Regions from separate parts of the Homo sapiens genome. Here region 2 is linked to region 1. The links are chromatin loops, found by intact Hi-C in ENCODE. Cell type or tissue: PC-9. All regions are shown on one strand.

Region 1 (8,000 bases):
ATAGTTTTGAAAATAAAGTTTTATTGTAACACAGGCAGATGCACTTGTTTATATATCATCTATGGCTGCTTTCATCTATGGAGTCTTGTAGTGTGCAGAGCCTAAAATATTTGTTGTCTGGGCCTCTAAGAAAACATTTGCTGGCCCCAGCTGTAGACAGATCCTCAACATTCGAGAAAACTTTCACTTGGGTTGATTGTGGGTTTCTCCTATGGTAGCAAGGTAGTCTTTTAGAAAGATTTCCTATAAATGTTAAAGAGCATAGTGAGCCAGTCCTTAAGCAGAATTCTGAAGTGCTTTGGCAGGTTGGGGTTCTGTTGTACTTCACTGCTGTATGCAGGTAACCAAGTGCTCCAAAGGATCAAGCACTATGACCAAGTGCTCTAAAGGAAAGCTAGTTGTCAGTGATGTATGAAACCAAATAAGCTAGTAACTGATGATATACATGTAGCATAGTTTGTCCAACAACCACAACTCCTGAGCTTGGACACGTGCTCATTACGGTTTTGACTGCCTTCTGTGTCTTTTCTCCATCCCAACCATTTTTGGTTTTCTTTCTTTTTCTTTTTTTTTTTTGAAGACTTCATTTATTTATTTAGGTTTTCTTTCTAAATATATTTGTTTTGAGAACCGTGTAATACATCTAGAGATGTAAGAATCACCTATGCTAGCATCAGATCAACAGTTGGAAATCACTGATTTAGGGAATAGAGCCAATAATCTGCGACTTTGCATCCCTCAGTCAGCCTTCCAGTCACTCCGTTGGTGAAAGCAAGAGGGTGGATGGCACTTGTGCTATAGACTTGCTTCTTATGAAATGGGAGCACTTTAGTAATATTTACTACAAATTAATAAGAATAACAGAATTTTAGAATTAAATGTCTATAAGTCATGAAAATGTATATAGTAGTATATGTTTTATGAATAACTATTACTATGTATTATATACTGATATTCACAGACATTAACCAGGTGCTTTCTTTCATATGTACTCAGTTTTTTAAAATAAAAAAGTAGGCAATCATAACCTGCATAACAAATTTTGGTAAATGATGGACTGCAGTGGTCCCATAAGATTATCATACTGTATTATAATTAAAAAGTCACATTTTTACTGTACTTTTTCTGTTTGGGTACACTTAAATACACGAGTTTAGGCATATGTTATTTTATTGCTTCGTAGATATTGCTTTTTTCTTCTTTTCATACTGAAGGTGTGTGGCAACCCTGCATTAAGCAAATCTGTAGGTACTATTTTTTCAGGTGTTCACCTCCTGTCTCTGTGTCGCATTTTGAGAATTCTCCTAATATTTCAAACTTCTGATTATTATTATATCTGTTACGGTGATCTGTGATCAGTGATCTTTGGTTTTGCTGTTGTGATTGTTTTCAGGCACCATGAACTGCACCCATAAAAGACAGTGAATTTAATCCGTAAATATTGTGTGTGTTCTGGCTGCTCCACCAACTGGCCATTACCACCCCCTGCCACCGCCGCCCCGTTCCCTGAGACACAACAATATTGAAATTAGGCCACTTAATAGCCCTCCATTGGCCTCCAAGTGGAGGAAGTAGTTGCAGATGTGGGGGAAATAGCAAGAGAGCTAGAATTAAAAGTAGAATCTGAAGATGTGACTGCTTTTATCGTGTGCAATCTCATAATAAAGTTTTCACTGATGAGGAGCTGCTTCTTATGGATCAACAAAGAATGTATTTTCTTAAGATGGAATCTATTCCTGGTGAAGATGCTGTGAATGTTGTCAAAATAACAAAAGAAGGGTTTATAATACTACATAGGTTTAGTTGTTAAAGCAGCAGCAGGGTTTGAGAGATTGACTCCAATTCTGAAACAAATTCTACTGCGGGTAAATGCTGTTACACAGCACTGGATGCTACAGAGAAATCTTTCCTGAAAGGAAGAGTCAGTGATTGCAGCAGACTTCATTGTTGTCTTATTGTAAGAAATGGCCACAGCCGCTCCAGCCTTTAGCAACCACCATCCTGATCAGTTAGCAGCCATCGACACTGAGGCAAGCCCTCTACCAGCAAAAGGCACAGATGGTCATTAACGGTTTTCAGTGATAAAGTAATTTTTAGTTAAGGTTGTACAGGGCTTTTAAAAACATACTATTATTACACACTTAATAAACTGCTTTTTCCTTTTGTATTGTTTCTTCAAACCTGAAATTGTGTATCTCCCTGGCTGTTCCATTACATATCTTTATTTTTATATTTACATACATACAGTATTCTTTTTGCCACAAATGTGGATATAATGATAGCTTTCTACTGGAAATACAGCTTCACATTATCTGTAATAGAGAATAGACTCTCTAGGGAAAAAGGTTTTGTTTATTATCTCAAACTGTTTAATATCTATGAGGAAATAGACATGTACAAAAATTTTCTTGCCTTATTACATTTCTTTGAAAAACTAAACAATCAGACTTGTCATAAAGATATTAATTATTATATAAGTTGTGAACTATGGGGAAAATATTGAGAGGTTTTTTTAATTATTTAAAAATAGTTCATAAATAAGTATATTAGTTTCTTTTCAAATATGTTATTTACCAGTAATAAAATCTACTCTTAAAGATTATGCTATAAATTGGAACATGGGAAGCAAGCCTATTTAGTAAAGCTAACAATATTTCTAGTTTTGACTGTTTATTACATTAGGAGGTAAATAAGAAGAATAACTACTGTTCATCACATATGTAATGTAACCAGTTGGGGCTAATTATGTCTTAATTCTTAACATTGGCAGAGTACTTTGGCATGCCATAAATACAAATATGGTGACCTTTACAAAACTATAAATAACACTAATATGAGTGTATTCTAAATTAAGAAAAAACATTTTGCATGATAATTAAGAGGGAACAAAAAATACATTCTACCTTCTACTTTTGGAAGGTTAAAAAATTTAATGATTAGATTATCCCTGATTTCCTAATTTTGATGACAGTAGCTATTGTGAATAAAGGGTGAAACACACATAATATTCAGCATTCTTTTTTTTTAAATGTGATTTTTCAGTTTTCAGTATGAGTGTAGAATTAGCCGCTTTGATTTCCTACACTAAGAACAGCAGCCTCGGTTTCTGTGAGACTTCCTAGGGTCCACGTCCTGGAGGAGAAAGCCCTGACCCAGGGGTGTGACGGAGAAAGTTGTTCTGTGCTGCCGGCTGTTGGCAGGCCTGCCTCTCATACCCAGCAGCCCTTTGCTTTCCGCAGGAGATCAGTTGAAGATTTCCGTCTTTCGATGAGGATATTTTTCTTATGTTGACTCATTTTAGTCTTTCGATCATTAGGAAAGTTTGGGCAATGTAGTAACCTCTACTTCCAGGACTGACTGAGGAGGTGATGTTTGGTTACATGAGCCTACCTCGTGGGCCGTTGGTTACCAGCCGTGAGTCACTCATAGGGATTGGCTTCATCCCTGGATACCTTTAGCCTGAGTAAGAAATCACGTTCCCTGTTGACAGCGTATTTCTTCCATTCTCCTCCCACTCTTTCTTCTCTCAGTGTTTAAGAATGGGACATTTACTCAGTCTGGGTAAAGCATTCTCTCTCCCTGTGGATCTTCTTTTCTCTTCCTTTCCATATTTGCCTAACGCCTAACTGAGCCTCTCTTCTACTTGCCATATGTAACTTTGCTCCTCTGTCTCTGACCATGGGGCCTTGCAACAGATCCATCACTACCTTCTTCCCCCAGGAGCGCTTCCGTTGCTAAACTGTCTGTTCAGAATTTCATGAGATCCTAGTAAATACTTCCAGAAAGCTGGTTTATTTTGTATTTCATTCTGAGTCACGAAGAACTTTTTTTAATCATCTCCCAGCTGAGGAATCAGAGGGGTTTGGCTATCATCATCATCATCATCCTTACTGTGAAAAATGCACGCTCATTAGCTCTTCGTGTTGCGTTTGACATAGTGATTTAATACTCCACAGGTACTTTCAGAGACATTTTGACTAACTTGTTTAACTTACAAATTTTTTATCTGTATGTGGAAATGAAATTCATGTGTACTTCTATTTTTCTCTATTTTTTAATTTTAAAAATGTGTATTAAGCCATTAGATACTATTTTTTCCTTGAAAGAGCTTCTAGGGAGCAGCCAGTTAACATCCACCTGTAGGTATTCTCCCAAAATACCCTCAGAATTTGTGAAATAGGAATTTAAAGCTTCTTTCATCTCCCTTTTTTCAGCAATGAGGAAACAGAAGCAGCATGAGATTGAGTTGTCCAAGGTCGTGAAGCCAATAAATGCTAACACGGAGACCAGAAATAATCCTAGGAGAAGTCATGTAAATATTGTACATATTTGTGGAAATAACATATATACGAATTTTAGAGTTGAACTTGAGCAAAGAAACCCCTGTGACACTGAGTGGGCCACCTCAGCTTGGCAGTGAAGCAAGTGGACAAGTTGGAAACGGAATGTCTCAGCTGCTCTTATCTTTGTAAAAGACCATTAGTTTGCTTAAAGGCAATATTCCTTTAAGATGTTTGACAGAAATAATTACAATAAACATAGTTTTATAATATTAGAATATAAATGTGATATGAAATAAATAACTTCTCTTGCCTGTTATCAAGAAGTTGGTAATAGGAAGAACTAATATAAAAGACATTAAAAATCAGGCCGGGCATGGTGGTCATGCTTGTAATTCCAGCACTTTGGGAGGCTAAGACAGGAGGATAACTTGAGGCCAGGAGTTGTAGACCAGCCTGAGCAATATAGTGAAACCTCATCCCTACCACAAAATAAAAAATAAAACATTAAAAATCATGTGGCAATGGGAAGCTATAAAGTACTTTAAATATACCCATAATTAACCGTGTGAGATTGCCACAAATGGATGGTGTACTAGCACTGTTTAGATACTGAGCCATTTCTAGATGAGATAGGACATTCCTTTAAATATGGGCTTCATAAGAAATCATATACATCAGTCTAAACACAGTATTCACCTGACTGAAAGAATCTGGCATTTTTAAGGTTCATGAACTTGTGGTTTTGAGTTTTCGTCTTGAGCATTTTTTTAGCTGCCAAGTACTTTGCTTTATAAAATGTCTGACTGTATTTATCTTTATAAATTAATCTTCAGAATTTTTAAAATAATTCATGTAAAAATTACTTGTCAAAATTTAAGTAAAATTTGGGGTAATTTTCCTTTTGATTTGTTTTTTAAAGATTGTCTTTATTTGTTGCTGTAAAGATAAGATTAATGCTCTAGAATAGTGGTTCTCAACTAGGGGTGGGGAATGGGGAGAGAGTGGCTCTTTCCTCCAGAGGACGTCTGGCAGTGTCTGGAGATATTTTTCTTGTCCCAACGGAGGAGGGGGCTACTATTGGTGTCTGGTAGGTAGAGGCCAGGGATGCTGCTGAACATCCTACAGTGCACGGGATGGCTCTATAACAAACGCCTGTCCTGTCCAGATGGTTCATAGTGGTGTGCACGGGATGGCTCTATAACAAACGCCTGTCCTGTCCAGATGGTTCATGGTGGTGAGGATAAGAAACTCTGCCCTAGGATGTCATCCTTCCAAATGTGCTTGCAGAATCTGTGTGAATGCCACCTGTAACAGATGAGATGAATGCCATCTCATTTTTCGTTACACTTCAGTTTTACTTTACAGTAAATTCTTCATAGAACAACAGTAGGGTCTCATTTTTCTTTAGGTATCACTTTCACTTTACAGTAAATTCTTCATAGAACTTTAGCAAACATTTACGTGAACACCAAAGAAAACATTCGGATTCAAATAGCTCCAGGGCCTTAAGTATTATGGTCTGCTGCAGGTCAGACCCAACTCAAACCCAGGACTCTTCTAATCATTGGAGGCTGAACCCTCACCTCAGTGACCCACTGATTCACGAGCCAAGTCAAGATGGGTTTGGGACCCTCCCAAGCCTCCAAAATCAATGAACATGTTTACTTTTTGTTATTAGTTATAAGAATAACACATTTTTCATTTGAGAATAAGTTGTAGAGTCCATGATCTGGCTTTGATATAAAACAACAGTTAGAACTGATTCAAGATTATCTTTCAATGCATAGGATTATACTAATATTAGTGTGAAGGGTTCACTGCATATGAGAATTTTCCTTTAAAACTATTAGAATTCATAGATGTTTTAGTGCTTTAGGGAATAATATAATGCATGATAGAAATTAGGTAACTGGGACTTGTTTTCAGTTAATCACAATAGGCAGAAAACACTTTCTCTCTGTGTAAATACTACATATAACATGTCTAAATAAAATAATCTTTAAAAAATTACTGAATATTGGCCAGTTTGGCAAATTCAAATCATGCACTGTAGAAGTATCAAACAGGCAAACCAATAGCAAATACCTTAATATTTTGTTTGTATTTCTAGCTATAAAAGGTGCTTTGTGGCTTTTGTAGATGAGCATCAGAGACTTAATTTATTGCAAAAAATTTTAGCAGCCCATTGTGAAATCAGGGGATGAAGTAATCTCCTGTTGGAGTTCAGTAGAGCATTATAGGTTTTACACAATACCATTTGTCTGTCCATAAATGGTTAGATTGTTGGCCGCTACTCTTGGACCCACCAGGTTCTGGGTAGCCTTTCTGGTTGGGGCACAAAGTGACATCATCTGGTTTACCATTGCATTTGTAGACTATGATACTTCATAGATGACATGTACACTTGGCGATCACAAAGCTGTCTGGCCCATGTTATTCTTTGTGGAGAGATGAGGTGTAATTGCTTAAACATAAAAGACTTTTGAAGCAATACTTGGTCTAATGCAGGTGCTGATTACCACCAAACAAAATGAAATCCCTCCCATCTCCTGAGGTGAGATTTCTGGAATTGTTAAATTGAATTCAAGGGGTTGTTTTTCAGTGTTTTGTAATGTCTGTGACATTTATGTTTGAAACCAAACTGATAACTGTCTGATGACATGTAGCACAGTTCCCTGCAATATAGCCACGCAGTATATATACACAGAGAATTTGGCCACTCATCATCAGCTGTGTGCATTTGGGCACGTCACTTACTCAGATCTCAGTTTCTGCATCTGCACATGGAGAGGTTAATAACGCCCACCTGATGGAGCAAAGTGCAGCTCTGTCATTTCAGCTCACTGTGAAGGTGATGGGGAAAACTTACAGGGAAAAGATTAATACAGTGCATAGTAGATTTTGAAGATTTATTTCATATTTCCTTTCTCTTTTCTTCCCTGTTCCTGTATTTTCAATGCTGAAAGCTAGAGAATTAGTTTTTTTACTCCTTCCCTTCCAAAGTGAAAGACCCTGTTGGAGGCAGCTCTGTTAGTGGGATTGCTGTGGCTACTGGCATAAGAGGACAGTGAGAAATGTGAACGCTGCAGTGCCAGCCAACAGAAGATGGTCCTGAACCAAAAGCCAAGAATCTTTCAGTGGTGTTGACAGATAAAACAGAGTAGTTCGGCGAGACACCCGTGAATTGCAAAAAAATAAAATGTAAGTAGTATTGAAGAATTGCTGGAATCACAGGAAAAGCCATTCAAAACGAGATTTTGGCAGGTAAACCAGTTAACATTTGAATTAGGAAAGTCAAGAAAAGACGATGATGAATGAAAGGCTTATGGATAAATATCAAGGACGTGTGAAAGATTCTTAAGAAAATTAGTGAAACTGTCAAGTATTTTTTTTTTAATAGAGACACAGCCTCACTGTGTTGTACAGTGCTCAGGCTGGAGTACAGCGGTGATCATAGTTCACTGCAGCCTCGGACTCCTGGGCTCGAGAGATCCTCCTGCCATTGCCTCCTGAGCAGCTGGGTCGACAGGTGTACACTACCACACCAGGCTAATTTTTTCAAGTATTTTTTTAAGTGATACATGTATTTTTTTAATGGTCCTGTAAAAATCTTACATGAAATGTATATGGTTGTGTCAATTACAAGAAGAAAACCTTACTTTACTTTGTGACTAGACTAACAAAAATTACATAGATGCAGTTGTAATTTAAATTTTG
Region 2 (8,000 bases), 480 kb before region 1:
CAACTATAGACAGAGTTCAAGCTATTTCTCTTGGCATTTCTTTGCCCACGTCAAACAAGGGCTAAGTCTAGACACCTGTTTGGATGTGTTCTGTGTTACGTAAAGCAAAGCGGATGGATACCCTACAGTGGCTAAGAGCTCTGGCCCGCTACTCCAGAGGAATTTGAATTGGAGAAATTGTTATAGAACAGCTTTCCCACACCAGAGATAGGAAAGAGAGGTGACTTTGGTACTGAGAGAAAAGAAGGAAAGAGAAGGAATAAGATGAAGAAATATTGAAGGGAGACAAAGAGAAGGGGAAGGGAGGGAAGAGGAGGCAAAAATGGAGCCGAAAGGAGGAAGCTTTTGGTGCTACAGGGCCCACCTCATTCATGCTAGCCTGTGCCCTGGTGGACCTATGTCTTACACGCACCCTGACAGAAGCTGGATGGCAGCGCCCAGCCACACTGCGTGGCAAGCATTGTCTTCTAGTGTTGAGATAGCTTCACAAAGAGCTCCAGGAATCCCACTGCCAGAGGTCATGAACTGGGCAAAATGGTGCTCTTTCCAGAAAAAAAACGTGGAGTCTGCAGGAGAGAATTATGGATCAACAAACCAGAGTCCAGTAAAAGAGAAAAGTGAATCTGGAGAGAATTGAGGAAGACATTTTAATGGAAATTTTCAAACATATGGCAAAACAGAGTAATCTAATAAACCTCCCTGTGCCCAACACGTAGCTTCAATAACAGTTAGCTCACACCCAAGCCGGTCTCACCTAGACCCTTACCTGCATCCCCTACTAGCTCGCCCCACTGGGCGGTTCTGAAGCAAATCCCAGACCTCATTCCATTTCCTTCATATAAACTCCAAGGGAAAGTAAAACTTAAAGAAAAGCAAAAGTAAAGCTACTGAAGAAAAATTTGAAGGGCCCAGTGGGGAAAGGAGAAAAGAAATTCATCCCTAGGAATTATTCTCAGATTTTGGTAACATTTTACTTTGTAAATAAGACATAAGATTCCATTACCACTCCTTTTTATTAATACTACAGCAGAAATCAGACAGTTCATAGGGAAACATGACTGATATTGGGGGGAAATCTACCCACCCCATAGGGTTAAACATGAAAGAAACATTTGAGCTGTGTTGGTCCGTGGTGACAATGTTTTTTAAAATATATGGGCTGTGACCATATTTTTAAAGTTTGTATTTATTTTGCTTCGTTCCATGAGATGTAAACTGGGATATTCAGTTATAAAACAGCATTTTATGGCTTCTGGGTAATTCCCCAAGAGAGGAAAATAAAGTTTCTTTGCCTCCAAAAAAGTGATAAATGTTTAATGAAACATCTAGACCTTTCCCCCTTAAAGTTTAGGCATGACTTTAGAATATTTTTATAAGCATCTGATATCTTCCACCTGAATTTAGCTGATGAATCAGAGCCCAGGTACGGGTCTGGAAAAAGGAAAAGAAATACGTGAGGTTCCCAAAGCAGGATTTGCTCTTTAGTGCTGGGAATTGCCAATCAAATGAGAGCTGTGTGCCTAGGAGGTTCATGAATTGCCTCCAAAGAACAAACCCCACTCGGAAACTACGGACGAAGGTTCAGAATGTCATCCTTAGCTCCAATTGCTGGCTACTTAAAAAGTATGACTATTTTCTCTTTCACACACATACACAGGCACATCCACATACACAGTCCATAAAGGGTTTTCCAGCATCAGGTGGCTTTTAACTTAACTAGTTTCAGGGAGGTATAAAACAAACTGGAAACAAATATGTGAGATGTCACTTAGAATAAAACAAAGATTTCCAAGCAAAAGAGGAAAAATCTTGAAAAGGCATAGTTAAGATTTCACCAAAGCTTAAACCTTTCTCAGTGAGCTCTAGACCCGCGAGCCCCTGATGCAGACAGTCCTGCCCCACCGCCTTCGTCCGCGGTGACTTCCTCTCCGTGTAGCGTGGCTGGTGAGAGTCGTGGCTGTGAACACCCGCATCGCAATGGGCACGCCATCCTCAAGGTGCGGACTTGCCCCCTTTTCGCCCCTTTTATTTCCTGTTATGGTGTTATTTGCTGCCTTATTTTTATACCTCTGGTTTTCATTTAATAAAAGTCAGAAGTAATAGACTGTAAATCTCTTTATGTTCTATGCGGCTGGGCCAGCCAATCCTCAGCCCCTACCTGAGACCTCTCCTGCCAAAGCCCACGGTTCCAGCCCCAGGGGAGGGCAAGCCGGGCGGGGAGGCAGGGAATGGAGACTTTTTGCCCGGGGCCTGTTAACCTGAGTATACTTTCTCCTTCTCGGGTTTGTTTTCTCAGCTGGTGGCACACGCTCTGCTCCAGCACCACTAGGCCTAGTGGAAAACGGCTTCCTCCAAGATCTAACGGTCCATTTTAAAGAAGTGGTTTGGAGTTCAGAAGAAGGGAGCTCAGTTATAGCTCTGTGCCCAGCTTTCTCTGTTTTTCTTAGTCCATGGAAATAGGAGATGTGTAAATAGTTCATATTTCACATTCCACCTGTACCAAAATCAGCCAAGGCAGACAAGGCTGGCTCTTTAGACCCTCCTGCACTTCAACCATTAGTGTCTTCCCACACTCTCCTTAAGTCCCCATCACCCGATTTTCTACCAATTCCCCGCCACACACGCACACTTGTTCACATCCCAAGGGAAAATATGTCTTTTCCTGAAATCATCCATCCTTACAACATCCTATGATGCGTTGACTTTTCTGTTCTGAGCCCCAGCTTGACATACCAATGGGCATCCTTGTAATTATCGGCACTCAGAGGGGGGTTTATTCCTCTTTTTTTCTCTAACCAAACATTAGCAAAAGTTGGCCTCGAAGAACCTAGCTGACAGCTCTCAACTGGGAACTGAAGAGGAGAGACATCAGGACGTTTGCGGCAGCCTGAGAAGGAACGCACCTGTCCTCTGTGGGTGTCCTCTGACCCACATCTTCCCTTTTTTTTTAAAACCTCAGCTGGAAAATGGCCCTAGAGCTTCCATGGGCAAAGAGTCCCCCGCCTGTCATGGAGCAGACACTCAAACAGGTCCCTTGCTTGAAGATTACTGTGAAAGGAATGAATGAGTGATTAGCGATGGCGCGGACCAGCTCTGTAAAACCCCTAATGACAGAAGGGACAGAGGAACATGTTCCACCTGCCTTCAAGCTCTCCAGCTGTTACTGACACCTACACAGAGGCCAGAGCTAGATGGCCTTCAGGGGTATTTTGAGATGAGGTAGAACCTGCCCCGTTAAGCAGCAGCCCTGGCCTCAGGCCAGGCCCAGAGGAAACGTGTTGGGAGCCAGGAATGCCCAATTCCTATTCCAGGGGCCTCTTTCCCTGCTAGAAACGGGAAGGAGGAGGAGGAAGCTTCTCTGTGTCTTAGAGTCTCAAGGGTCAGTGAAGTATCTTGAGGAAAGAAATAAAGAAGAAGGAAGGAGGGAGAGTAAGCAGGGAACGGCAGAGACGATGTTGAAGAGAAGGACGGAGACGTCCCCCGGGACCGTGAGGTGGGCCCTCCTTGTTGCCATAACTCCAGCTGCTAATTTCCAGTTGTCAAGATTCATCTCCCAGAAAAGTAAAAGCTGAAAAGAACGTGTAATCTTCTTGAGAGAGACCCCACAGTATCTCCAGATGTTTTGGGTTATTCTGTGGTGAGGGGAAAAGGCCTAGGTTGAGAGAAGCAAATATGTTCATTCTTTGAAAGGAGGAAGGTCACCAAGTGGGAACGGTTTCCAGCCTTTGGAAGTATCGCATTTCAGCAGAAGGAGCCAGGAATAAGATATCATTTGTTACCTTTGCTAATCCATTAAGTAGACATTGGACAGCTGAGCTATTATTTGGAACTCTCTGCTATGTATCCTCTAACAAGGAAACAGTGTCCTGCTGAGTTTAGGTGTGGTGTGCGCTAAGGCGACATAAAACTTTCAGCAGCTTTCGATGAAGCTGATTTTTATTTTAGGGAACAGCACACACTGAATCAGTAGGAGAGATTGAAACCGCGGCCTTCCCTCCCCTCATCAGGAAACGCATTATTAGTAAATTACTGGATGCTTTAAACGGTTTATGGTGACGTTTTAAATCAAATCTACCCCCAGAAATAGGGTTTGTATTGAGCATGTGTGTGGTGGGGTTTTCTCCCTAAATGCAGTACCTCAGAATCATTGCAAAGGAGCGATGACATCCAGCTTCTCATTCTCCTGATAAAAACACGGAGGTCTGGGGAGGGTCAGTGACTGCATGAGAGCACAAGCTAACGTGGCGGCAGGGCCAGGACTGGAGCTGTGAGTGGTGTTTCAGAGTGCCAGCTGTCGCCCGGGCAGAACACGCATGGACCCAGGAACCACGTGATGGTCCTTGCCACTCCAGTGCCTGCCTGTTGTCTGCACCTTACCTGGGCTTTGGGCTTAGGTCAGCAGCTCTGTCTTCCAGCATGGCTTCTGTTTCTAGTTTGAGCAACACTGAAGGACCAGGGGCAGGGGCGGCCCCGAGCCCAGTGCCAGGTCCTGTGTGGAATAGAAAGGTGTGTGAGCTGCGGATGCTGGAAGCCTGACCCCACCATGACATCGTTCTGCATGACTTGCAGGTGATTCACACAGACCAGCCAGCACTGGCTGCTGCACCGTCCTTCCTCATTCCCATGACACAGCACAGGCCATGGCAGGTAAAGACAGAGGGCAAATTGAAAATACAGGTTAAAAGGCTCCTTTTCATTGAGTCCTGTTCACCTGACAATGACCCGTTGAGTAGGAAGTGTGGGGCTGACAGGTGGAGTGAGCCTAAGGCTAAGCCACAAGCGAGGGGCCCAGGCTGGGCCTGGAGCATGGTGTCGCCAGCTTCGAACCCTGCCCAGACAGCCGTGTCTCCCACGCCTCCTCAAAGAGGGCCTCTGATGCACAAGTGCTGTTTTGCTTGGCCAGCATAAGTTCCCTCTTCTGCTAACAGCCCCTCAGGTTTCCTGTGGGCCTGACTGTACCCTAGACTCAGGCTTTTGGAGGGTTGGCTGGACACCAAGCTCCTGGCGGGGTGCAGGGGCATTCCACCTGCCTTGCCTTGGTGATTGGCTCAGCGGGGCGATCATGATCCCAGCTGGGTGCAGAGACGCTGTCATGAAGAGAAGCTTCCTCTTTCTGCTGGAACTGCCAGCCATAAAGGTCAAGTAAGTCCTGAGCTTTCAGTTTCCCCCTGAGAGCAAAGCCACCAGGTAGGAAAGCTGAGATACAGAGGGCAGCGGGAAAGGGAGAGACCAAATCCGAATGACCGCATCCTGGAAGGCCTGGGATTCAATTGTGCCCCAGATTGAATCCAACACTGTTCAGTAGGTTCCCATTCTGCCTAAGTCAACAGTTACATTTCTGTCACTGCATCAAATACCAGGTTCATAATTCCAGTGTCCACATAGGGCTATGGGAAAAAACAGGAAAACTCTGAGGCAATTGCCAGTAAAGAATGTAAGCCTAATCGCATTCCACCAAGAGTTCTCCCAAAGCCCCCCTGCAGCCTTGCACTCGGGAGAGCCTCATTTAGCAGTGGAGACACACAACAGTGGCTGCCTCCATTTTGCTCCCTGCTTTGAATTGAGCATGAATTGTGCCATGATGGGGTGCACAGAAGGTAGGGCCGAAGAGCAGAGGCAGACCACCCAGCTGAGCCTGGGACAAAAGACAGCTCTCAAGACAGTTTGCAGGATGAGGGAGAACAAGAAGAGGAACATTTGGGGAGCAGGGGAGATGAAAAGCCCACTTTTAGAAATATGAAATTTTGGGCTATCTGCAGGACATCTGAGTAGTCATGTCCACTCAGGATGTAAAACGCAATTCTTAAAGTAATGGTGGACAGACATATGGGTCGGAGATACCAAATTTGTAGTCAACAACATTTGGGCAGTGGGGTTGGGGGAAGGTAGAAGGAGAGGTAGGGTTAGTTAAAACCATGGACACAGATGGATGAGGCTGCCCAGAGACAAGATGAGAGAGGAAGACGACACAGCCAGCCCTTGTGGGACAGCAGCCTTTAAAGGGCAGGACTGGGAGTGGGAACCAGGAAGGAAAACAAAAAGAAATGGTCAAGAATGAGAAGAAAAAAAAAACCAATGGGAAATGTCACTGAGGCTAAGCAAGAGAGTGTTTCCAAAAATAAAAGCCATTGAAAAAACCAAATGCCATGGAGATCAAAGAGAAGAAAAGCTGGGAAGGATCCCTGGGATTTAGTGGCCTTCTGCAGAGCAGCTTCATTGGTGTGACAGTGGCATGGACCACACCAGACACACTGAGCTGTCCCTTTCCTGAAGCGTCCTGCCTCTCTCCAAGAGTTCTGTGTGTTTCTCTCTCTCTCCTCCTCCTTCCCTGAGCCCCATACTTGTCTCTGTGTCTCCTCGTTGTGCATGCCTCCATGACCACGCTTAGTACATTCCAGGGAAATGATTCCCTTTGCATTTTTCTTTCTTACCAGACCATGAGCTCCTCCAAGCCAGGGACTCTGTGACTCATCTTTCTCTTTTAAGCATTGAACTTTGGTATCACTTACATCTGACAAAACGCACACATCTTAAGTAAGCAACTCAACTGATTTTTAGACACGCATCCACCTGGGTGATCCCAGCTAGATGAAGACATACAAGTTTCTAGAACCCGAGACCCCTGCCCCATGACCCCTCCCAGTTGACACTATTCTGACCTCCATCGCCAGGAATTAGTTTTGCCCAGTTTTGAACTTCATAGAAACGGAGCCATGGAGTCTGTACTCTTTGGAGCTGTCTGCTGTCACTTGACCTTTTGTCATCGTATTGCAGGTAACAGTAATCTGCTCCCTTCCACTGCTCTGTGTTGAATGAATCTACCATAATTTACGTGTCCACGGTTCTGTACGCAGACACGTGAGTTGTTTCCAGATTGTGCTGTTAAGAACAAGGCTGCTATGGGCACTCTGGTCCATCTCTTTAGTGGACATAGAACTCATGCTGGGAGGGACATGCTCCGGAGCCTGACTGGCATCTGATCGTTTCAGTACTCTCTCCTCATCCTATACATGGGGCCAATAGAGTAGACACCTAATAAGTAAAAATCACCCTGAAGTCATAAGCAAGTTTTCAGCAAATCTCTTACAGGAAGTTACAGTTAAAGCCGTTTCATAGGGTCTTTGTGGTATCATCAACAAATATTTTTGATTCAGTTTCCAAAAGCTCATGAGTAGGCCAAAAGATCAATTAGCAGACAACATCAGCCCCTCTACTTAAAGAAGTCATAATACAGGCTCATATATGTATATATATATATATATATTCAGTAGATAAGGTGAACAGCTTTTGTAATGAATAAGATAGCATATGAAGAATTTGTCTTCAAAGAAGACTCAGAAATAGGATCTGCAGTTTCACCAAGGGGAGAGATGAGACATGTACTCTACTCTAGGTTGGAAGGAGGGCCGGGTCAATGTAACTATTATTTTGCACAAAAAAATATGCTTGGGCAGGAATGGGGCCTCAGCAGGTGCCTCAATAAGTACCCCAGGAATGAACCTCACCAATCAAGATACCAAATTTGGGGGCTTACTTGTGAGATTCAGTTTTCACTGGTTAGAAGAAGTAAGCACTCCGGGAAAGCCAAGGAAGCAGGAGAAACCAGCCTTCGTAGTATGAAGAATGACATCAGGAAATGCCAGAGTTTCAGACTGTCACTATGTCCCCCTATCCTCACCCCCACTTTGAGGGGCAGAATTTGACCACAGGCTTGGCCTGAGTTTGCATAAAAAGAAGTGAAATCTTACCTGAAAGAAAGGATAAAAGGAACTGCAAGACACTGCAACTTCCGGTTTGGATGCAAGCCTTTTTCTTCATTCCACTTTCCTCCTTCTCCCAGGCCTCTGCCCAACCCATCACCCCAAGGCAGGATGCAAATCCAAATTTGAAGCCAATAGGATTTACTGGTGTTTTTCTGAGTGGCCTCCGTCCCCTTGGAACACTTTCCAAGAGGGAGGGAAATGACTATCTGCCTGCCCTGCTTAAAGTATCCATGCAAA

Evidence for each region. Peaks named below come from ENCODE experiments on the same cell type or tissue, not always from the same donor. Only the 100,000 strongest peaks of a DNase experiment are listed, where the experiment ranks them.
Region 2: it touches region 1 in a loop (3-fold over the local background); 2 of 110 quality-filtered maps call a loop at or near these places.

What each region holds. Positions count from the first base shown.
Region 1 is chr6:1,948,344-1,956,343 of GRCh38, reverse strand. All of the region lies in intron 6 of GMDS (GDP-mannose 4,6-dehydratase), which reads left to right. Among named protein-coding and RNA genes, the nearest start is that of GMDS, 290 kb to the left of the region's middle. RefSeq lists an enhancer at 2,730-3,929. In PC-9, no CTCF peak of the experiment used is centred here; DNase peaks (open chromatin) are centred at 3,333 and 6,523; H3K4me3 peaks cover 580 bases; H3K27ac peaks cover 1,961 bases.
Region 2 is chr6:2,430,883-2,438,882 of GRCh38, reverse strand. No RefSeq gene overlaps it. Among named protein-coding and RNA genes, the nearest start is that of GMDS-DT, 190 kb to the right of the region's middle. RefSeq lists enhancers at 3,987-4,720, 3,859-5,058. In PC-9, no CTCF peak of the experiment used is centred here; DNase peaks (open chromatin) are centred at 4,592 and 6,402; H3K4me3 peaks cover 367 bases; H3K27ac peaks cover 3,761 bases.